4 separate regions of the Homo sapiens genome follow, and regions 2, 3 and 4 are each linked to region 1. The links are chromatin contacts, found by Hi-C or POLR2A ChIA-PET in ENCODE. All regions are on one chromosome and are shown on one strand. The core of a region is the stretch at or near the end of the contact, and the rest is flanking DNA. Distances in the headings are between cores, read along the strand shown. Region 1 holds the start of TMBIM6 (transmembrane BAX inhibitor motif containing 6). Region 2 holds the start of LETMD1 (LETM1 domain containing 1). Region 3 holds the start of TFCP2 (transcription factor CP2). Region 4 holds the start of ATF1 (activating transcription factor 1).

What was found. A loop is a pair of places that touch in the nucleus more often than their neighbours do. ChIA-PET counts read pairs that join two places held with the same protein, here RNA polymerase II (POLR2A). Pooled maps may share reads with other maps.
Region 2: a loop to region 1 is called in a map of naive thymus-derived CD4-positive, alpha-beta T cell, with 39 times the contacts of the local background. The contact joins the promoter of LETMD1 here to the promoter of TMBIM6 in region 1. A Hi-C loop is called at or near these places in 1 of 168 maps with a recorded cell type or tissue (naive thymus-derived CD4-positive, alpha-beta T cell) and 9 of 50 pooled maps.
Region 3: a pooled map shows a loop between it and region 1 (6-fold over the local background). The contact joins the promoter of TFCP2 here to the promoter of TMBIM6 in region 1. A Hi-C loop is called at or near these places in 7 of 50 pooled maps. POLR2A ChIA-PET finds 5 or more read pairs at or near these places in 2 of 52 experiments (CD4-positive, alpha-beta memory T cell and activated T-cell).
Region 4: a loop to region 1 is called in a map with no recorded cell type, with 11 times the contacts of the local background. The contact joins the promoter of ATF1 here to the promoter of TMBIM6 in region 1. A Hi-C loop is called at or near these places in 2 of 37 single-sample maps with no recorded cell type and 9 of 50 pooled maps. POLR2A ChIA-PET finds 5 or more read pairs at or near these places in 1 of 52 experiments (A549).

Annotation. Positions count from the first base shown.
Region 1 is chr12:49,739,616-49,745,550 of GRCh38, reverse strand. TMBIM6 (transmembrane BAX inhibitor motif containing 6) reads right to left here and starts at 3,994. Exons shown (of 10, transcript NM_003217.3): 1 at 3,940-3,994. RefSeq lists enhancers at 3,738-4,057, 3,678-4,369, 4,298-4,427.
Region 2 is chr12:51,046,551-51,052,454 of GRCh38, reverse strand. LETMD1 (LETM1 domain containing 1) reads right to left here and starts at 4,128. Exons shown (of 9, transcript NM_015416.5): 1 at 3,977-4,128; 2 at 3,270-3,421; 3 at 248-363. The coding sequence starts at 4,098. RefSeq lists enhancers at 3,345-3,883, 4,084-4,133, 3,884-4,422, 4,244-4,513, 4,604-4,683 and 1 more.
Region 3 is chr12:51,170,718-51,176,452 of GRCh38, reverse strand. TFCP2 (transcription factor CP2) reads left to right here and starts at 3,318. Exons shown (of 15, transcript NM_005653.5): 1 at 3,318-4,152. The coding sequence starts at 4,031. LOC124902933 (a long non-coding RNA gene) reads right to left here and starts at 1,898. Exons shown (of 2, transcript XR_007063307.1): 1 at 1,770-1,898. RefSeq lists enhancers at 2,996-3,045, 3,138-3,885, 3,986-4,035.
Region 4 is chr12:50,762,455-50,768,168 of GRCh38, reverse strand. ATF1 (activating transcription factor 1) reads right to left here and starts at 4,068. Exons shown (of 7, transcript NM_005171.5): 1 at 3,862-4,068. RefSeq lists enhancers at 3,205-3,304, 5,605-5,714 and silencers at 3,725-3,814, 4,035-4,114.

The sequences.
Region 1 (5,935 bases), core at 2,745-5,244:
GTTTTGCCATGTTGGCCAGGCTGGTCTCAAACTCCTGACCTCAAGTGATCTGCCCACCTCGGCCTCCCAAAGTGCTGGGATTACAGGCATGAGCCACCATGCCTGGCCTGAAGTACAGTTTCTAGCAAACAGGTAGCACTTTTGCATCATTATAAAGTAAAAAATCATTAAGTCCAATCATCATAAATTGGGGCCCGTCTGTACTTTTGTTTAAATGGCATACCTTTCTTCTAGCACATTTATACTATCTCTCTTGTCCCACAGGGCCATGGACATTTTGAGACAGCCTAATAGCCACTAAGTGATAATCTGATATGGTAAAGGATTTGATGAAGTAAATGCGCAAAAGCTTGATGCTTTCCCTGCCACTCCCAGGAGGTAGGTCAGTTCAGTTTCGGAACCATCCAAGGAATTGTTTCATTCAACTAGGACCAAGCTTTGATCTTCCCAGGTGGACACCCTAGATGTCCCCGCCTCTCCCTTAACTTGGACCCAAATCCCTGGATTAGCTAATACTGAATCCATCTCCTCCAGGGGGCTGCCTCAAAACCAAACCAGTAACTGGAGATGAAATGCCTACTGCCTTCAGTAAATTATTTTTTGTACCAAACGTTGACACTACTTCATCTCCCTCTCTATAACGTTTGACAGATACTGAATCCTAAGAAGGCCCCAAAATCCTAAATACATAATCTTCTTCCAGTATAAACCAGTAATCCCTCCCTAATAACACCATATTTAGCCCAAATGGGGAGCACACATAAATTAAGACAAACAGCATACCCACTTCACCCTCACTGGTGAAGCTCCTTTTTCACGTGTTTTGGATTCCAGTTAATTGTGCAGAAACTTCTCACCCTGAGGGCAGAGCTTGCATCTGGTTCAGCTCAGCTATCCCCAAGATTTAAGCACTACAAAGTCTCTAGAGCAAATTTAGACCCTATTATCAGATCAAGAGTGCTGTAACCTCAAATCAACATTCCCCAGCTGGCTCAGAGTGGAACCTACCTCAAGGGGTCACTTAGGTAACCTTTAAGTCAAGGAGACAGCCTTTCTCTCCTTGGTCTCGAACACCATCTTTGGAAAACAAAATGTGTATAAAAACTACGAAGGGCTGCATGCAGTTTGGTTAGAAACTCTGGGGGAACAAAACAGAGTGGTAGAAGACATTTCTACCAGATTCTACAACCAGGTCAAAGTAGTAAAGGAAAAAAAATCAGAAGTTAGAGCATCAGAATATTCAATGGTTTCTCTAGAGAAAATTAATACCCTTGGGCAGTTTACGAAATAAAATGAAACTCGTCAGGCCAGCAGTAGTACCTTCTATACTAATACTCCTGACTATATTTATATAAAATTTATAACTTTTAAGGTGCTTTTATATATGTATCACCTTCAATCCTCACACATCAACCCACAAGGAAAGGGAAAGATTAGGCCCATTTTATACATCTTTTTTAAGTTCAAAAAGGCAATGTAATAGTGGCAAGAGGACAGGATTTGGTGTCACAAGTGCTGCCACTTTCTACTATATAACCTAGGAAAAATCATTTTACCTAAGGTTATTTCAGCTTCCTCATCTGTAAGATAACGATGATGATCAATACCTGCTCTACTGAATGCCAATAAGAAAATCTGTGTGAAATCAACGTAAAGTACTAAAACAAACATTAGTATTGATTTGACCAACATTAGAAAGTTAAATAGCAGAGCCAGAACCAGATTTGGGGTCTTCTGACCACTATAGTCTAGTGCTCTTTTTACTATTCCATCCTACAGTAGAAAAATAAGCTTTCATTTATATAAGCTTTCAAAAGTTTCAGCCATAGGTGAAAACAAATCTTTAAAACAAAAAAACCCTCCCAAAACATACATTGATTCCTATGACATTTTTCTGCATTTTCAGCATTTGTATAAAGAGCGCGAACTATATCTATAATCAGGGAAAATAACTTGAAAATGCTAAGTATCTAGATTAATTTTACCTTTTCTTATTCTTCAGGAGAGATGACTCTTTTTCTTTAGGAAAGGATTACACCTGTAATCCTAGCAATTTGGGAGGTCAAGGCGGGCGAATCGCTTGAGGTGTGGAGTTCGAGACCAGGCTGGACAACTTGGCAAAAGCCCGTCTCTACTAAAAATACAAAAATTAGCTGGGCATGGTGGTGCGCGCCTGTCATCTCAGCTGCTTAGGAGGCTGAGGCATGAGAATTGAATGCACCAGGGAGGCGGAGGTTGCAGTGAGCCGAGATTGCACCACTGCACTCCAGCTTGGGTAAGGGAGTGAGACTGTCTCAAAAAAAAAACATAATAATAATAATAAATAAATAAATCGCTTGAGTTCTGGAGTTGGTAAGCCTGGGCAACATGGTGATACCCCATCTCCACAAAAAATACAAAAATTAGCTGGAGCTGGTGACGTCCACCTGTGGTCCTAGCTACTCAGGAGGCTGGGGTGGATCACCTAAGCCAGGAGAGGTCAAGGTTCAAGTGAGCCATGACTGCGCCACTGCACTCTAGCCTGGGCGACAGTGAGACTCTGCCTCAAAAAAAAAAAAAAAAAAAAAGAGGAGGAAGGTACTAAACCATGTTTCCACAACCAGATAAATAACGGAAGAAGCAAACTATGGATCAAAAGTACAGATTGTATTTCTCAAGGGTTCAACTATTCTGTCCCTACTGGAGGAAAGTGGCGGCAGAGAATCTAAATGTCAACATATTCTTTAGGCCAGAACAAAAATATTAGACACAAAGAATAAGAAAACACCAAAGAGTGTAAATACAATAATTACAGAAAAAAGTGTGTATACGCAGGTCATAAGAAATGTGTTTATGCAATTCCGGTATCTTTCCAGAATTCAATTCTTAAACCACACATACAAAAGATAAACTGTAAATAAATATCAATAAGTAACTAGAAAAGTCCATTTGCCATTTATTTACCTTTGACCTTAAAATCCTTGTCTGTTTCAAGCACAGTCAGCCCTTCTACTGGGTTACACATTCACAAGTTGCTAGAACACAGTCTCAAGTTCATAGTGATTTTTGTTGTGGGGGTGGTCAATGAAAGGCTGATGACCCCAAGCAGCCCGGGCTGGCACCGGGTAGTAATTCTACACTCAGTAAATATACAAAGATACCAAAGCCTACTTGTTACCACAGGTCCAGCAAGTAGGCCCAAGATAAAAACTGCCCAACGACGCCCTTGCTGAGCAGACTTAGAAAGACGCCCACAAAACCTCAAGACCAAGCAAAGCAAAGCCACCTCACCTGCCCAAAGGTAACCAATCCGAAAAGAGCGGGGCCGCCCCGTGGGCCTGGAAGGCAGCCCCAGCCCCAGACTCCTCTCACTTCCCGCCTCTGCCGTTGGCTAAGTAACTGAGGAGCCTCGCGTGTCACAGAGGAGTGTGACATCACCCGCCCGCCAGGCCCTACCTCGAGTCTTGGCTCCGGGCCGCTCACCCAGGGTCAGCCCGACCAAAGGACCCGCCCGCAGCCGAACAGCAATCGGATGGGTGGAGTTTCGCGTTCCTTCACCTCGGAAGGACGTGCTCTGAATTCGAACGATCGAAGCTAGGCCAAGGGGCCCTGCGTCTACACTTAGTAGAGGAGAAGGAGCGGGAGAAAGGAAAAGGCGGGCTGAGAAGGGGCCTTCGCCAGCGCTCTGGGGCAGAATAGAGGCCTCGACACCCCCCAAAACCCCCGCAGACTCGCCTCCGCCCCACCCCCGCTTCAGCACTGTTGCGCACGCGCAGCACTAGTTCCCTAGCTTCCCTCCACACCCTGTTTTCCCGAGTCTGGTCTCCGAGCAGGGCCTCGTTCCTTCAGGGTGCCATCTGTCCGCAGAAGGAAGCTACTGCCACTCTTGCTCAGACAGTAACTGCTAACTCCCTTTCCATTTCTCACTCCCAGTTCGCCCAGTACTAGGTTCAGACGTACCTTCCTAACCCGCCTCTCCAAGGCCTACCAGCGCTTCTAACACCGGATGTGCTCTGACTCGCCCACTTCCGCTCCCGATCTTTTACCCGGCGTTCGCCTCTCGAGGGAAACCCCGCCCTGTGGTCCGCTTAAGACCAGTCCTCATTGGCCGTTGGCCGCACTCCTGCCTTTCCATTGGCTGTACGTGCATAAACAGCGGCTGCTTAGTTCAGAGGCCTGAGCTTGTCGATCAAGACTACTGGCCACCAACCGCCTCGAAGCAAAAGGTCTCCGCTTTCTTACCGTAGTAAGCCAGGGTCACGGTGCGCTGCTGCCTCTAGTGGAGAAAGTGAAAATGGGCCGGCCCCGCCCGGGACAGCCCGACGGCTTGTGAAGGGGTAGCGCTGCAGTCTTGGGATTCTGGCTTTAGTCTTGTCATGCAGTGTTAAAGGGGGAAAGCGATTCAGAGAACACATTAAAAAAAAAAAAAAAGCGCCCTCGCAAGGGGCGATTTACTGTGAAACTAGTGGAGCGTAAGCTTCAGAGCACCTTTGAAAACACTTCGATTTCTCTAGAGTATGCGAGAAGGAAATAGCAGGATTCCAGGAGGAAAACCAGAATTTAGGAAACCACTTTCTGGAAAGATAGAACAGTTCTTTTCAGTAAAGAATACAAATATCCAGGGTATGATTCTCAGTAGGCAAACCCAGGTATGCAATTAATAGAAGTTAATTTTCGGCTGGGCGTGGTGGCTTACGTCTGTAATCCCAGCACTTTGGGAGGCTGAGGTGGGCAGATCACTTGAGGCCAGGAGTTTGAGACCAGCCTGGCTAACATGGTAAAACCCCATCTCTATTAAAAATTTAAAAAATTAGCTGGGCGTGGTGGCGTGTGCCTGTAATCCCAACTACTCGGGAGGCTGAGGCAGGAGAATTGCTTGACCCTGGAGGTGAAGGTTGCAGTGAGCCGAGATGGTGCCACTGCACTCCAGCCTGGGAGACAGAGCGAGACCCCGTCTCAAAAAAACCAAAAAAGTTAATTTTCTATAATACAACCTAATTTTTGCTGTAGTGTAGCAGGACAAGCCGCAGACAAAACCCCTCAGACACCGAGTTAAAGCAGGAAGCGGTTTATTCCGCCAGGAGCATCGGCCAAGACTCCTGTCTCAAGAGCTGAGCTCCCTGAGTGAGCAATTCCTGTCCCTTTTAAGGCCTCACAACTCTAAAGGGATCCGCTTGAGAGGGTAGTGATCGATTGAGCAAGCATGCACCGGTAATTAGATCAGAACAGGACAGGGATTTTCACAGTGCTTTTCTATACAATGTCTGTAATCTATAGATAACATAACCGATTAGGTCAGGGGTCGATCTTTAACTACGAGGCCCAGGGTGTGGTGCCTGGCTGTCTGCTTGTGGATTTCATTTCTGCCTTTTAGTTTTTACTACTTCTTTCTTTGGAGGCAGAAATTGGGCATAAGACAATATGAGGGGTGGTCTCCTCCCTTATTCCCCCACTTTGAGACTCTCACTCATTTTATTAGTGGGAGTTCTCACCTTCATCTTCACTACCTATGTCTTCCTGCATGACAGATCGATAGTGATTTATGTAGTACACTTGTGCTGAAGCATTCTGGTGAACTAGAGTAGTGATGAAACCTTTTACCATTTGAATGAGTACAGATAGTAAATAAGGGATCAGTAAGCAGGCTATTACTACTATAATTTTTATTATAAGAGTTTTAAATCCTCCTAGCACTGGGAACCATTTTTAAACATAGCTTCAGGGTCAAATCCGTGTCACACTTGTACAGGCACATGTGCCAGTTTCGTCATGTCTTTAACTATATCTTCGACTACTTGCCTCTGATCATCTATGTGCAGGCAGCAATTGGTAAGGTTAAATTTTCCACAGACTTCTCCTCGAACTAAGATATTTACTCGACGATCCAGTCCAGCCCTGTCGATTCCTAAGGTCACACGCTCCCCTTTTTTTCCAGCGAGGATCAAGGGGATTGGTT
Region 2 (5,904 bases), core at 2,879-5,378, 1.3 Mb before region 1:
TTTACAACTTTCATTCAGAAAGTGTGCCAGAAATTCTATGGAGCTCTTGCTATGGAGGGCTACAACTCTGGATGAACCCAATTCTTACAAATAATCTGATGCCTCATTCAGTTCAATATTTTGTTCTCACGGCAAAGGGCAAAAGCTTGATCAATGGTGAACAACAAATGAAAGAAAAAACCTTGAGATCTTGATTAAATGTAATTACCTCACCATGAACTTCTGGATATCTGCCCCTGGCCCATACCTGTCTCAAATGCTCCATCTCCCGGTATGGAAGTTGATGAAACTTTATATTGTGCTTCCACATATTTGTCTTTATTCTTCTAGCCTTTTTGGCATCAGCCCATAACATCTGCAATCCTGCCTCATTAAAGTAGAGGACAGAGTGTGATGTTATCCCAGTTTAAATCTTAACCACAGCTTCCTACTCCATGTTCAATCACATGCAAACACTCTCACCCCTCCCCAACGATACTCAAAGCTTTAAACTAGGTAACTTGAAACTCCTGAGGTCAACTCGAATCTCTTTTCTCAACATTTTTTCCCCTAGCACATCGCCTCTCTTCTAGCTACATTTGGCTTCTGTAATCTGCTATGGAATGGTCTCCCTCTTCTGTTTCACTGGTCACTCCTTTTTAAAAATCAAGCTCCCTAACTTCAGAAAGTCTTGCTAAATTAACCCTATGTATTCCCCAGCCAGATATTAATTTAATCTCCTTTCTGGAACTTTTTTTTTCTTTTTTTTGAGATGGAATCTCACTTTGTTGCCCAGGCTGGAGTGCAGTGGTGCGATTTCGGCTGACTGCAACCTCCACCTCCCAGGTTTATATAATTCTCCCACCTCAGAATCCCAAGTAGCTAGGATTACAGGCGTGTGCCACCATGCCTGGCTAATTTTTGCATTTTTAGTAGAGATGGGGTTTCACCATGTGGACAGGCTCGTCTTTAACTCCTGACCTCAAGCAATCCACCTGCCTCGGCCTCCCAAAGTGCTGGGATTACAGGCATGAGTCACTGCGCCCGGCCTGGAACACTTATTTTTGTTTTTGAGATGGAGTTTTGCTCTGTCGCCCAGGCTGGAGTGCAGTGGCGCAATCTCGGCTCACTGCAACGTCCACCTCCTGAGTTCAAGCAATTCTCCTGCCTCAGCCTTCCGAGTAGCTGGGATTATAGGTGCCCATCACCACACCTGGCTAATTTTTGTATTTTTAATAGAGACTGGGTTTCACCATGTTGGCCAGGCTGGTCTCAAACTCCTGACCTCATGATCCGCCCGCCTTGGCCTCCCAAAGTGCTAGGATTACAGGCGTGAGCCACCGTGCCCAGCCTGGAACACTTTTTAAAGTAGTTTAGTTCAATATATTTTTATGATTACATTTTAAATTTTCATTTTATGAAAATTCTTGCATCTAATTTTTTTCTTTTCTTTTTTTTTTTGAGATGGGAGTTTCACTGTTGTTGCCCAGGCTGGAGTGCAATGGTGCGATCTTGGCTCACCACAACCTCCGTCTCCCAGGTTCAAGAGATTCTCCTGCCTCAGCCTCCCTAGTAGCTGGGATTACAGGCATGTGCCACTATACCTGGCTGATTTTGTATTTTTAGTAGAGACGGTGCTTCTCTATGTTGGTCAGGCTGGTCTCAAACGCCCGACCTCAGATGATCCGCCCGCCCCGGCCTCCCAAAGTGCTGGGGTTACAGGCATGAGCCACCGCGCCCGGCTTCTTGCATCTATTTCTTTAATGCTTTCATATTTATCAATGATTTACATGTCATTATATGATGTCTCGATTGTCTTCAAAATAATACATAAGGCAAGTATATAAATAGGATTGGCAGCCATGAGTTATGATAATGAAGTGAGGTTAATACATGGAAGTTTGTTACACTACTCTCTCTACATCTGTGTGTGTTTAAAAATTTCCATAATAGTTGGCCGGGCGCGGTGGCTCAAGCCTGTAATCCCAGCACTTTGGGAAGCCGAGGCAGGCGGATCACGAGGTCAGGAGTTAGAGACCAGCCTGGCCAATATGGTGAAACCCCACCTCTACTAAAAATAAAAAAATTAGCCTGGTGTGGTGGCAGGCGCCTGTATTCCCAGCTACTTGGGAGGCTAAGGCAGGAGAATTGCTTGAATCCGGGAAGCAGAGGTTGCAGTGAACCGAGATCATGCCATTGCACTCCAGCCTGGGCGACACGGTGAGACTCAAAAAAAAAAAAAATTCATAATAAAAAGTTTAAAAACAAACACAAATGCTTTCATCCCTTTCTCTCATTTGATCCTATTTATCTACATGAAAACAGAAAAAGCAGCCAATTTTATCTCTACAAATTAAGGATAAGTAATTTTTCAAGTCCATGAAGCTAGTAATAATTATGATAATGTTCAGATTTGACAATGTAGTTTATTATAGTGTTATGATAAAAGCATAGAGCATATTATAGATTTGGTGCAAAAGCAATTGTGGTTTTTGCCACTGAAAGCCAAAAGCCGCAATTACTTTTGCACCAACTTATAATACTGTTAGGTAACATTTAGATGAAAATAAGTTAACATTTACTTGGCACTTACTAGGGATCAGGACCTGTTCTAGGTACTTTACATGTATCAATTTTTAAAGTCTTCACAATCATGTGATAAATAGGTAGGTTCCATTACTCCCATTTTACACATAAGAAAACCAAGGAAAGAGGGGTTAATTAATTAGTCCAATCGCACAGTGACGAACTGGGATTTGAATCAGGCAATCTGGCTCCAGAGTAGACACTTGACACGATACATATCTTCTCCTAGTAACTAAGGATCTCTGATTTGAAACAAAACATTTAGAAACCAAGTATTATGTAGGGCTATTGCCACTACAACATACTACCTAATATAGATTCATAACAAGGGTTAGACCTCATTTTCCTATGGGTAAGTCAACTGATACATCACAGGGCAGGTCTATACAGCCACAGATCCCTGCCGTGTGCAAGGCAAAAAATTTCTACTATAGCCAGGTGTGTGGTTAAGAAAGTACGAGAACATACCTATATTCTCCCTCCCTCATGTTGCTGTCATAAGTTGTTTCTCATAACATCTTTCTAGAAACATTCTCAAGAAGTGCTAATTTATAGGAATTAGTTTAAGGCGCAGGCATTTATGAAATATAAGATATCTCGGCTCACATCCCCATAGCAGAACCTGCAAATGATCTTATTTATGCTAACTCTTTGACCCTGCCCAAGAGCTGATTCCGGAATTTCTATTGTAGTTTCGTTTTTACCTTTCATGAAGATTGTGTACAGGACATAGAAGCGGGGGAAATGACGACCCAAGAAACGATGGTATTTCCCATTAATCGCTTTTGTCTTGGTTACCACATAAGACATCAAGTTCTTCACATCTGCCTTTGGAGAAAGGTGAAGCTTTGAAGACCTACAAGGAAGATCAAAGAGACTATCTGGGAATCAGTCCTAGAAGCTCCCTCACGCCTTGAGTCCCTAATGTAAAGCAGGAGTCTCGGAGATTGTATCCCAAGGCTTGACACTTCTGAAATCCAAGGAAGGTCTTGGGGTCAAGAAGAGATAGGCAATCAGACTGTGAAACACAAATCAGGCAAAGGCCAGGCAGGAAAGTAACTCAGGGTATGCCTCTGGAGAGAGCGCAATGCCTGTGGGACAATTTGAACTGCAGGCTAAGTCAGAAAGAGGTGGAATCGAGATAGCAGCGGTAAAACCTGAGCCGAAAAAGTGAGGCTGAAAGATGAGCTCAGGACACGCGGGGAAACCAGACAATATGGGGCACTGAGAGTACAGAGGGTCAGGAAGCCGGGTCACTAGTGGGGATCGGAGTTTGAATCCTGAACAGAAGAATAAAAATTCCAGGGCCAAGGCGTGGAACTCTGAGAATTAAGAGACAGAATGCAAGCAAGGTTGAGACACTGAAAGAGCCTGGACGTCAAAAATGCTTTTCTCGCTACAGGTCCCTCACCGAGGGGCCCCCCAAGCCAGGCCAGAGCGACCAAGTTGCAGCCTCCGGGTGACAAAATGTCCAGGGGTGACTGCCGAGCCCCACACAGCCGACCGAGCCCAGCACACCCTGGAGAGCGCCATCTTCACAGCGAGAGAAGCGGGAGAGAAGAGGTTGTCTTTGGGTCAAAGTTAACCGTACGTCGCGTTCGTTCGAAGACGCATGCGTCTTTTCTGAGCGCTGATTGGTAGCCATAGCCTGCTTGGCTCCAGCACAAGCCAGGAGAGGGAAGGACTCAAAGACTAAGTGCGGAAGGAGGGCCAGGATTGGACACAGCAGTACTTCCAGGTTTAAAGGCGCCGGAAACAGGGTGTCCCAGAGGGAGCGAGTTCTTATGCCACTGGTGTGGGTTTGCGACGCGGAGGGCACCCTGTCCTTGAGGCGCCCAGTGACCCTCCGCGATTCCTTAGGGCCTCAGGGCTTCCCAGCGCCGCCCTTGCCCTCTGCCTGGACTCGGGGCGTCGGAGCCTCGACTGTTAGGTAGCAGATGTCAGTTTGCCAGTGCCTGGGGCTAGGAGGACCCGCGGCGCCCTCTAATGGTGCCGGCGTGGATAGGCCGGGAACTGTCCACTTTCCAGTCAGTCTGGCGGCGAAGGTTGGAGGCCTGGGAGCGGCCCCTGTGCGGACTGAGTACACTTTTTCCTCTCTTTGTCGTTTCCAGAACTAAGTTTGTGGGAAAATGGTTTTCGTTAAGCACCTACCGAAGACCAAGCTCTGTCTCAACTTAAATGTTACTATTCTGAGAGGATTTCTGTGACCACCCTATCTGAAGCAGTGCCGGCGAAAAGGACACACTTCACACTTATTCTCATGTTACTCTGTTTTGTTTTGTTTTGTTGTTTTGTTTTTGTGACAGTTTTGCTCTGTCGCCCCGGCTGGAGTGCAGTGGCGCGATCTTGGCTCACTGCAGCCTCCGCCTCCCGGGTTCAAGCGATTCTCCTGCCTCAGCCTCCCGAGTATCTGGGATTACAGGCGTCCGCCACCACGCCCGGCTAATTTTTGTATTTTTAGTAGAGACGGGATCTCACTATGTTGGTCAGGCTGGTCTTCAACTCCTGGCCTCAAGTGATCCGCCAGCCTTGGCCTCCCAAAGTGCTGGGATTACAGGCGTGAGCCACTGCACCCGGCCTTGTATTTTCTTTGTAGCATCTGTCACTTACAGTGTTTATGTATTTGTGTCCTTGTTTGACAGCTCCCTGAACTAGAATGAGGGTAAGCATCTTCTCTGCCTTGTTCATTGCTGCACCTCCAACACTAGGTGCCTTACTTAGCACATAGTAGGTGTTCAGTAAACATGTTTGAATAGATTCATACTTGAAACTAAGAAGGATTCCCAGAAGTGGTACTTAACTGCCTCCAAGAATTAACAGTCCTCTTGGATATATATGAATATTTATTCTTCATGGAAGGTGGTAGAGCATCCCATGTGGGTTCCCTGGATATAGGTTCAATCTTGGCATTGACGTTTGTTTTAGTGAATGTTACCTTGGATATGTCACTTTAGCTCTGAGTTTATTTCCCTTATAATAGTACCTACTTTATAAGAAATCTTTGAGGATCCAAAGAGAATACAGCTGTGAAAGCTCCCACATCTGTATAATGCTTTATGGGTCACAGAGCTTTATATTAGCACAGGTTATTAATGACTGTACCACTCGTGCAGTCAGAGGAAAAGTTTTAAAAGATGGCCCTGGATCTTCACAAGTGTTGGGTAGATGGGGTGGACGGGATAGAAAGTTGACTAAGACGGCTGGGCGCCGTGGCTCATGCCTGTAATCCCAGCACTTTGGGAGGCCGAAGCGGGCTGATTACCCGAGGTCAGGAGTTCGAGACCAGCCTGGACAACATGGTGAAACCTCATCTCTACTAAGAATACAAAAATTAGCCGG
Region 3 (5,735 bases), core at 2,069-4,568, 1.4 Mb before region 1:
TTCTACTAAAAATAAAAAATTAGCTGAGTGTCGTGGTGTATGCCTTTAGTCCCAGCTACTCGGAAGGCTTAGGTAGGAGAATTGCTTGAGCCTGGGAGGTGCAAGATGCAATGAGCTGTGATCATGCCACTGCATTCCAGCCTGGGCAACAGAGTGAGACCCTGTCTCAAAAACACCAAAACCAAAACTTAAAAAAAGAAAACATGGCCGGGCACTGTGGCTCATGCCTGTAATCCCAGTACTTTGGGAGACCGAGGCGCGCAGATCAAGAGATCAAGACCATCCTGGCCAACATGGTGAAACCCTGTCTCTACTAAAAATACAAAAATTAGCTGGGCGTGATGGCATGTGCCTGTAGTCCCAGCTACTTGGGAGGCCGAGGCATAAGAATCGCTTGAACCCAGGAGGCAGAGGTTGCAGATCGCACCACTGACTACAGCCTGGCAACACAGCGCGACTCAGTCTCAAAGGGCATAGTGGTGTGCACCTGTAGTCCCAGCTACTTGGGAGGCAGAGGCAAGAGGATTGCTTGAGCCCAGGAGTTTAAGGTTACAGTGAGCTATGATCAGGCCACTGCACTCCAGTCTGGGTGACAGAGGGAGACCCTGTCTCTAAAAGAAACAAAAAAATCCCAAGCCCATAACATACTATACAATGTAAATTAATGTTATTAAAATAGGATAACAAAATCAACCCAATCTTAACAGAGAAGCAGAAGTGTACTACCAGTGGGAGACTGGAGATAACATTTATTGAATCATTACTATTTTTGCGGCATTTTGGTACCTTATTTAATACTCACAACAGGCTGGGCGCGGTGGCTCACGCTTGTAATCCCAGCATTTTGGGAGGCCGAGGCGGGCGGATCACGAGGTCAGGAGATGGAGACCACGGTGAAACCCCATCTCTACTAAAAATATTAAAAAAATTAGCTGGGCATGGTGGCGGGCGCCTGTAATCCCAGCTACTCGGAGAGGCTGAGGCAGGAGAATGGTGTGAACCCGGGAGGCGGAGCTTGCAGTGAGCTGAGATCGCGCCACTGCACTCCAGCACTCCAGCCTGGGTGACAGAGCGAGACTCCGTCTCAAAAAAAAAATACTCACAACAATTTTAGGGGGAGGTATTATTTTCACTAATTTATGCATTAAAATACTGAGGCTCAGAGATGTAAAGTTACTTGCCTGAGATTACACAGCTAGAGATGGAGCTGATGGTCAAACAAGGCATGGCTCTATCTAAGAGAGGTTTAAAAATACCCTAAGTACAATGCTGGTTTACAAAGGATTTTGACCACCGGGCACGGTGGCTCACGCCTGTAATCCCAGCACTTTGGGAGGCTGCGCCAGGTGGATCATTTGAGGTCAGTTCAGAACCAGCCTGGCCAACATGGTGAAACCCCGTCGCTACTAAAAATACAAAAATTAGCCGGGTGTGGTGGTACACACCTGTAATCCCAGCTACTCGGGAGGCTGAGGCAGGAGAATTGCTTGAACCTGGGAGATGGAGGTTGCAGTGAGCTGAGATTGCGCCACTGCACTCCAGCCTGTTCGAGAGACCAAGACTCTATCTCAAAAACAAAAACAAAACCCAAAAACTTTGAGCCCTCAGATCTCCATGTGACATCTCTCTTTTTGTCTATGAGCCCAGGACCCATTCCTTTATCCACAGTCACACATTTTGAGATAGAACTGGCTCATGGGAAGAAAAGATGGCTTAAAGAGATACTGAATGTCTCCAGAATGAGCTAAGACTTTGATCCTAGGGCTTACCAAGGTAAGACGGCAGGTTTAAGCCTGGAGCCTTCAGAGAGATGCCTGTGGCTGAAACACCCCATACCAGCACAACATGTTGCCATCTTCATGTCAACTTCTCTCTTTTTCTTGGTTCTCTTATTCCTTTTTCATTCCTTTTTAAATTCAATAAACATGTTTAAAAGTCCTGTTGAAAGCAGGAACTATAGTAGGAGATATTTAGAACGCAAGCCTGAAAAAGACCTATTCCTTATTCTTTAGATCAATCTAGTGAGAGAGGCAGATATATACAAAAGTATAAGTCAAGGCAGATTTTAAAAAATTCAGCAACGGAATACAACAATGAACCAAGACTTTCACATAAAGGCAATGTCTTGTAACGAAAAATGCCAGGCTTTGGAATCAGCTCTGAAGCTGGCATGTCAATTTAGCTCCGGCCAATTTAAGGGCTTAGCCTTGGTTTCTTACTGATAAAATAAGAGTCATTAAATTTAGCTTTATAATTCTAATTCCAAGATCGCTTTGAGGACTACTCATAGTGTAATAAAGTTCCTAGCAGTAGTTGATACTTAATAAACAATGGCCATTATTACTCAATCCTCAAAGGAGGAAGGTGGAGCAGATAAAGTTACTCCCACTCCCGTTTACAAACGAGGAAGCTAAATCTGTGACATTAAGCAATTGTTCTGAAGACACCAAAGTAGCAAATGAAGACGCCAGCCTAAACTCTGATTTTCAGATCTTTTAAATTCCAACACCCCATACCAGCACAACAACCTTTTAAAAACCACTGTTTTTTTTTTTTTTTTTTTTTTTTTTTTTTTTTTTTTTGAGACGGAGTTTCACTTTTGTTGCCCAGGCTGGAGTGCAATGGCGCGATCTCGGCTCACTGCAACCTCCGCCTCCTGGGTTCAAGAGATTCTCCTGCCTCAGCCTCCCGAGTAGCTGGGATTACAGGCCCGCGCCACCACACCTAGCTAATTTTTGTATTTTTAGTAGAGACGGGGTTTCTCCATGTTGGTCAGGCTGGTCTTGAACTCCCGACCTCAGGTGATCCGCCCGCCTCGGCCTCCCAAAGTGCTGGGATTACAGGCGTGAGCCACCGCGCCCGGCCTAAAAACCACATTTTTACTGATCTCATGCTTTTCTGTTCAAATGCATTAGAGAGGATGCCGAAGATAAAATGAATATACAGGGAAGTGGGACTTATGCAGGGTCTTGACCTCCGGAGAGGTGAGTTTAAGGAGACAGGAGTATGGGCAGGAGCAAGCGCACACACGTAAGGAGCGTTTGGGAAGCCGTCAAGAGTCCGCCAGGGGTGGAGTGGGTTCATAAGGCTAGAAGAAGGGCTCCTTCCATGGCTCAGGGTGACGACTTGATGGGTAGCGAATACCAGAACTCTGGTAACTACACGGATACACGTTTAAACCCGGACACTTGCACGCCGGGTCCTCCCCGTGATCGCCCAGCCCATCTCGGGGGCAGAGCCGTGGCGCAGCCCGCCTATCATCGCTGCCGAGACTGACGCGGTCTCTTCTTTATAGGCGAACGACAGCGTGACGTCATGTTCGCCGGGCAGGCGAGGAAAGAGGACGCCATGATTGGTTGGCGCTGGGGCGGCGGACGGTGGAAGGGCCTGGCGAGTCTAGGTTTTACGCCTGTGCTGGACTTTCTCCTTCCATGTTTCCAGGCCGTGGGGGGCTACAGAGGGCGAGAAGTCGGCTCAGCGGAAACCTGGATTTGGTTCTAAGCCGTGGGGTTGAGAAGGGGTGACCGGAAGTGATCGTGGGACTGACCGGAAGCGAGGCCTGGAGGGGAAAGAGAGAGCGAGACCTGGGAGGGAGGGGGCCTCCAGCAGAAAGGGGCGGGGGAAAAGGTGCAAAAGCAGCGTGGGAGCGCCGGGCTGGCTTCCTGCGGCTGCTGCTGGTCTGACTGGGAAGCAGCAAGCCACCACTACGAACTCTCAAGAGGAGTGGGAGTGCGGGAGTCCAGAGCTGCCTCTGGGAAGTCTGCAGTAGTTGAGCAAAGGGGTCCTCACGTTCCTGAGAGCTGGGCAGGGGGGATTTTGGAACCTGGGGCAGCCAAGAACGAGCAGCCAAGGGTACGGGAGATTAGTTGTGCACAGAGCAGTGCTGGTCGGGCTTGGGGGTGGCTGGTGGGCACTGCGTGGGAAACCTTGGTTTGTAGTTTTCTTGGTTTGCGTTACTCCTGTTGGGTAGAATTACCCTCCGCGCCTTTGTACAAGACACGGTGTCTCCTGGGGCAAGGAAGGAGCCAGGATGGCCTGGGCTCTGAAGCTGCCTCTGGCCGACGAAGTGATTGAATCCGGGTTGGTGCAGGACTTTGATGCTAGCCTGTCCGGGATCGGCCAGGAACTGGGTGCTGGTGCCTATAGCATGAGGTGAGTGAGATTTTCCCAGACCCTACACCTTCTGAATAACAAAGGCGGATAGACACTAAGAAAAGGGGTTGAGTGGGAAGGAGGTGTATAGAGTTTTAAAAAGCTGTTTACGATTGGGGAAAAGGGACTTGTTCTTTTGTCGCTTTGAGTAGTTAGTGTTGTGGAAGAAATGGAAAAAGCGATTGTAGGCGATATGAAGCCTGTGCAGAATCAGTGGAAGAAGGAAGTGGTCCCTGATTAGTAACCAGATGAATGTTGAGAGGCTTTTGTGCCAATGTGGGAGACTTGGGGACTGATGGTGTATGTGTGGGTAAGTCTGACGTTGTGTGAAGAAGGGTTACATATAGCATAGGAATGGTATCTAGGAAGTTGGGAAATTGGGAGCTGGTGCTTAATGATGAATATTGGTTCGTTTCTTGTTGGAAAGATATGGAAGTCCTTGATGAAGAAGTCCGTACAGCTCTATCTTACCACTAGCTTGCTTTAAGACTTTACTTAATTCTGGGATTTCTGACTTTTAAAACATAAGCTGTGAAATGAAAAAGTGACGAAGAAAACTTAAGATGCTTCTGGATCTTTATGTATCAAGCCAGTTGTTGATAACAGATGAAAAATCTCCTTTCGGCCGGGTGCGGTGGCTCACGCCTGTAATCCCAGCGCTTTGGGAGGCTGAGGCGGGCGGATCACTTGAGCTCAGGAGTTCGAGACCATCGTGGCCAACGTGGTGAAACCCCGTCTCTACTAAAAATACAAAAATTAGCCGGGTGTGGTGGCGCGGGCCTGTAATCCCAGCCACTCGGGAGGCTGAGGCAGGAGAATCGCTTGAACCCGGGAGGCGGAGGTTGCAGTGAGCAGAGATGGTGTCATTGCACTCCAGCCTGGGCAACAAAGTGAGACTCCATTTGAAAAACAAAGCAAAACAAAACAAAAACTCCTTTGAAAGCAACATTATTGCCTATATAACTTGTTGCATGCATTGGCTGCTTCATTCCTCCAGTATAGTTTATTTCATTTATAGATGTGTAAGAATCCTGTATGGAAATGTTGAAACAGCTGCATCTTAGGGGTAGATGGACTATAATTGGGTTTCCTAATGCATTATTAAGACTTAATCTAAATAAGTGAGTCAAGAGACTAGAACTTAACATTTTCATTGGGTTTATGAGTTCATAGGGGAAAGATGCTTTTTAGGGGGAAAGTAGATGCATTTTTCATTCTGATAATGAGATCTTTTAAGAGTTATATAAAGTTCCTTTATTCCTGCCAATTCAAAGTAGACTTACCTCACTGAAGTAAAATTATGAGTTAGAATTTAATACTTCAGGCCGGGCACGGTGGCTCATGCCTGTAATCCCAGCACTTTGGTAGGCTGAGGTGGGCGGATCACGAGGTCAGGAGTTCGAGAACAGCCTGGCCAACATGGTGAAACCCCGTCTCTACTAAAAATTCAAAAAATTAGACGGGTGTGGTGGCGCACGCCTGTAATCCCAGCTACTTGGGAGGCTGAGGCAGGAGAATTGCTTGAACCGGGAGGCGGAGGTTGCAGTGAGCAGAGATCGCATCATTGCACTCCAGCTTAGGCA
Region 4 (5,714 bases), core at 2,819-5,318, 1.0 Mb before region 1:
GGGTGCGGTGGCTCATGCCTGTAATCCCATCAGTTTAGGAGGCTGAGGCAGGTGGATCACCTGAGGTCAGGAGTTCGAGACCAGCCTGCCCAATATGATGAAACCCCATCTCTACTAAAAATACAAAAATTAGCTGGGCGTAGTGGCACACACCTGTAATCCCAGCTACTTGGGAAGATGACGCAGGCAAATCACTTGAACTCGGGAGGCGGAGGTTGCAGTGAGCTGAGATCGCACCACTGCACTCCAGCCTGGGCGACAGAGCAAGACTCCATCTCAAAAAAAAAAAAAAAGAAAGTGCAAAAGCTTAGCTACTGAGCTACAGCACAGGGCAGTCTCTGTTGACCTTCCCAGAAGGAGTCTAGAGTAGTTAATTTTGAGCTTATAAGGGCTTTTAACTATTTAATATTATTTTTAGAGCTAACTATGACATGAATCCTGAAATTCCTGTTCTCTGAAGGTGGGGACCAAAAGAAAGTACCACCACATGGTTAAAAGGTCAAGCTCCCAAGGACGTAAAACAAGGTGGAGACTTCATCCAGTCTTTTATTTGTTACAGGGACCTGCAGCCAAGTATCTTACTGACCAGCTTGCTGGGTCATCTTGAAAAGCGAGCTTACAGGTGTTCTTTTTTTTCTTTTTTTGAGATGGACATGGAGTCTCGCTCTGTTGCCAGGCTGGAGTGCAGTGGCACGATCTCGGCTCACTGCAACCTCCGCCTCCCGGGTTCAAGTGATTATCCTGCCTCAGCCTCCCAAGTAGCTGGGACTACAGGCGCACGCCACCACACCCAGCTAATTTTTTGTATTTTTAGTAGAGATAGGGTTTCACCATGTTGGCCACGGCTGGTCTCAAACTCCTGACCTCAGGGGATCCACCAGCCTCAGCCTCCCAAAGTGCTGGGATTACAGGCCTGAGCCACCGTGCCAGGCTGATTTTTTTTTTTTTAACCATTCACTTAACCATTTGTACAGTGAGAGAGAAGCCAGAAATCTGACTGGTAATACATTCTTACCCTTTTGCCAGCATCCCAGGCTTCTGGGTTCCCTTTCCCTTAGTGGTCCTAGTGTTCAAGCTTGCAGCATCATTGCCCTGGGGGCCAAGCCGTATCATAAAGGAAAATTATGTTTTTTCCATTCTGGCCAGAGCAAAATACGTGTGATAAAACAAAGACATTAGCCACTCCGCTTAGCACCCAATATCAAACTAGCAAGGCTTAAATTTGCCCCCAGATGGGCCTGTCATCTTTAATTCAACCTCCGACTTGGAGTTTCAACATGTGGCCTCTAGGTAAGATGGTTGCCCTGAGTAATAGAAAAAATAAGAAACGCAAAGTAGATAAGAAAAGTATTGCCTGTGGCAGGGTGGGGAAGCTGAAGAGCTTAGGGAGGCCAGAGAAAAGACCCACTCATTGCAGCCGACAATGAAAACCTCAGGCAGCCGCTTGTACGCAGCAAAGGGACCTTTTCCAGCAGTCCCATCAGCTCTCAAGATTCCCCTTTTATGGGGGGAGGGGGGAGGGATAGCATTGGGAGATATACCTAATGCTAGATGACGAGTTAGTGGGTGAAGTGCACCAGCATGGCACATGTATACATATGTAACTAACCTGCAAAATGTGCACATGTACCCTAAAACTTAAATTAAAAAAAAAAAAGACTCCCCTTTTAGAGAGGAAAAAGCTCCCCATGTCCCACGATCCTGTTCATGCCTAACTCTGTCACCCACAGCCATCAGCAAAGAGCGCAAGGCAGATTAATCCAAAGAGAACAGCAGTTAATATCCCATAGTGCCAAACCTGTTCTTAGCTGAGAGGGAGTTACCTGAGAGGGACTCTAACTCCCTATATCTTAGAAGGGCCTCCAACCCAAGGTCAGTCAAGCTTAAGCGTCCTTGCCTTTTATTAAGAGGGGCCTCGAACCCACTGTCTTAGGAGAGACTCCTAAACATAAATACTGGGTTTCCGCAGTATAGTCGCTTCTGTGGCCACCACAAATACGTTACAGGACCCCAACACTTACCCAAAGGTAGCCGTTGGGTCAGGGTTTCTGCACTATAGTCCCTTTGTGGTCGCCAGAAATATGTTACAGGACAGGCGTCCTGATCCAGGCCCCAACTGAGGGTTCTTGGATCTCGCGCAAGAAATAATTCAGGGCAAGTCCACAGTGCGATGTAAAAGTAACATTATGAAGAAAGTAAAGGAATAAAAAGAACGGCTACTCCATAGACAGAGCAGCCCCAAGGGCTGCTGGTTACCCCTTTTTACTGTTATTTCTCAATGATAGGCTAAACAAGGGGTGGATTAATCACGCCTCCCCTTTTTAGACCATATAGGGTAACTTCCTGACATTGCCATGGGATTTGTAAATGGCGCTGATGGGAGTGTAGCAGTGAGGATGACCAGGGGTCACTCTTGTGGCCATTTCAGTTTTGGCCGGCTTCTTTACTGCAACCTGTTTTATCAGCAAGGTCTTCATGACCTGTATTTTGTGCTGACTTGTCTCATCCTGTGACTTAGAATGCCTTAACTGTCTGGGAATGCAGCCCAGTAGGTTTCAGCCTCATTTTACCCAGCTCCTGTTTAAGATGGAGTTGTTCTAGTTCACACGCCTCTGACACCATCTCTATTTAAAAACAAACAAACAAACAAACAAAACAAAACAAAAACTGGCAAAGATAGCACACCCTATATTTAAAGTCAGAAGGGACTGCCACCTGCTGGTGATCGGGTAGGAATGGACAGATAGCTCACAGACCAAACCTAACCCTAAAAGATAACGGCAAGTATTAAAGAGCTAATACATTCGACTTTAGGGCAACAGTATTGATTCTAATTAAGACACGGAGATAACTGCATATGATAAACTCCAAGAAAAAAGAGCATTTTAGAAGAACGCATTTCTGTTAACAAAAACCTCAGGTTAAAATGCATTCTGAGACATAAATGCCTACGAACTCATCACAGGTGAGGCCAGTTTGACAAAGATGCCTGCCAGATCCACGCCGAGCTTCTGAACCCTAAAGGTTCTCAAAGACTACCAGTTGCCCAATCTCTTCAAAACACTAGCGCCACAACCAGACATTATTTCACATTGCAATCATTTCAAAGCGATTCAGCCGCCAGCTGCACGGCGTCGATCAAAGTGAGAAATGCCAGGCTTCGTTTTTTGACATACAAGATCAAAGAGAAAGTCACCCTCGGCTGGGTCGCCCATCCCAAAGGGTACAGACGCCCTTGTGTCATTCCTAGCCAGGGGTAAAGCCGCCTACTGTCCCCACTCTGTCTCCGCTGCCAGGCGCATCTCTCCAGGACTGTCTGGGGCGTGCGCAATGCCCGTGCGTCGGTTGCCCGCTAGACTGCAAGCTCCAGGAGGGTAAGGGGCGCGCCTCTTCCCTCAGGGTCGCCAGCGCCGACGCGCTTCGAGGACCCTGTCGCGGGGTTAACCAGACCCGGGCTCCGCTCGGCGGACACCGCGCCGAGGCCATATCCGCGCCGCCCTCCGCCCGGCTCCGGGCCCAACCTCGAGACCTCCCACGGAGAGCTAGCGCCTGCGACTGCAAAGGGCGGCTTCTGAGGCGAAAGCCACCCCGCGGCGGGCGGTTTCGGGCTTTACTTTTATTTGGGGGCGAGGGAAAGGAGGAGACGCACGACTGGAAGGGCGCAGCGCAGCTCTGCACCGAGGCGCGGAGGCCGGAAGCGCGGGCGGCCCCTCCCCCTGCCGCTGCGCCCCTCCCCCACCGCCACCACCGCGCGCGACCCCCACCAGGCGCGCGACCCGCGCTGCGTCCCCGCCGGCGCCACGTTCCCGCGTCCTTCCCCGCCCGGGCCACGGGGCACGTCCCTCCCCGCCCCCCACTTACCTGTGGCTGCCGCCTCGCCGCTCTCCGGGGCGGGAACTTCCACTCCCCCCTCCCAGGTAGATCCGAATTCACTACCCACTTCCCCACCCCCTCACGCAGCGGGGGACAAGCCTCCTTCTCGGGGGTCAGGCGGGGCGGGGAGAATCAGTGTCACTTAACAGCCAACTGTCCTAAGCTACCGTTTCCTCGGCAGTCAGGGCCGCTACTGGCGGCATGATCTACACAAGCCTGGGGGCGGGGGCGGGGGCGGGGGAGGGGAGGGGGGCAAAACTGAGCACTAGTGTGCGTTTGGGGTAGGCTATGGCGCTGCCTCCGCGCGGGCCGCCGTCCTGCGTCACCGCGCTGCCCACGTGACGCGCCGCCATCTTGTACGCGGTCCTGACTTGTGGCTAGGGGTTCCTCGGAACGCGTTCCTCAGGCTGCAGCGGGAGAGGGACGGTGCCTGCGGTTCCGTTTCTCCTTAGGAGCTGTACCCCACCCGCCCTACGTCCGCTTCCGGAGGCCATGAGCAGCTGGGTGCTCGCGGGGGGCGTTTTCATCGATTAGTGGCGGCGCTGTCAACTCACCTGCCAATTGACCTTGACCGACGCCGGCCCTGTCCTCTTGGAAGGAGAAATGAAGAGTGAAGGCTTTGACTTCCTCAGCTTTTTTTTTTTTTTTTTTTTTTTAGATGGAGTCTCTTTTTTTTTTCCGAGATTGAGACGGGGGTCTGTGGCCCAGGCTGTAGTGCAGTGGTTCGATCTCGACTCACTGCAGCCTCCAACCCCGGGATTCAAGCGATTCTCCAACCTCAGCCTATGGGGCAGCTGGGACCACAGGCGCGCGCTACCACGCTCGGCTTGAAGAGATGAGGACTCTATGTTGCTCAGGCTGGTCTTGAACTCCTGGGCTCAAGTGATCCTCCGCCTCGGCCTCTCAAAGTTCTGGGATTACAGGCGTGAGCCACCGTGCCCGGCCTTACTCAGATTTTTCTTAATCCCATAAAGTAACAATGAGTTGTGTCCTTTAACCCATGTGGAAGGATTTTCTACAGAAACGGATTTACAATGAGACATAACGATGTGGCCGGGCGCGGTGGCTCATGCCTGTAATCCCAGCACTTTGGGAGGCCCAGGAGGGCGGATCACCTGAGATCGGGAGTTCGAAACCAGCCTGACCAACATGGAGAAACCCCGTCTCTACTAAAAAATACAAAAGTAGCCGGGTGTGGTGGCGAATGCCTGTAATCCAAGCTACTTGGGAGGCTGAGGCAGGAGAATCGCTTGAACCCGGGAGGCGGAGGTTGCGGTGAGCCGAGATCGCACCGTTGCACTCCAGCCTGGGCAACAAGAGCAAAACTGTCTCAAAAAAAAAGAAAAAAGAAACGTAACAGAGTGTTAATAAAATGTTATGCCGTCATTTTAATGCATTACAAAAACTTCAGAATATTTTTGGGTCTACCTCTCTGGAAGGGAGTTATGCCTTATTCTTAATTTTTAAAATTTCCTTGTAAAATGCTGTTTTATGGCTTTAATGATAGTAAACGACAAAAGATAAACTTTTTTAGTATGCTCTTGACAAAAGTTCCGAAAGTTTTCTGAAATTTTACTAGTTTGAGATCCCCAATTTAGGAAACCGATTTAGTGGAGAGAGCTTTGCCTATTTTTGGCCCTTTGGGTCGGAGAATGTGATATAAAGCCGAAGATTTACTCTGCCAGACAGTCTTAAGAGGTCACTAACGTTTAGCTATTGACATTCAGCAAAAATTGTGGATTACCTATTAAATGCTAGACCAGGGGACAACTGTTATTAAGTCAGTGTTTCAGCATTACTGAAAGAAAAGTGGCCTATAAAGGTAAGGGAGAGGAAGAGTT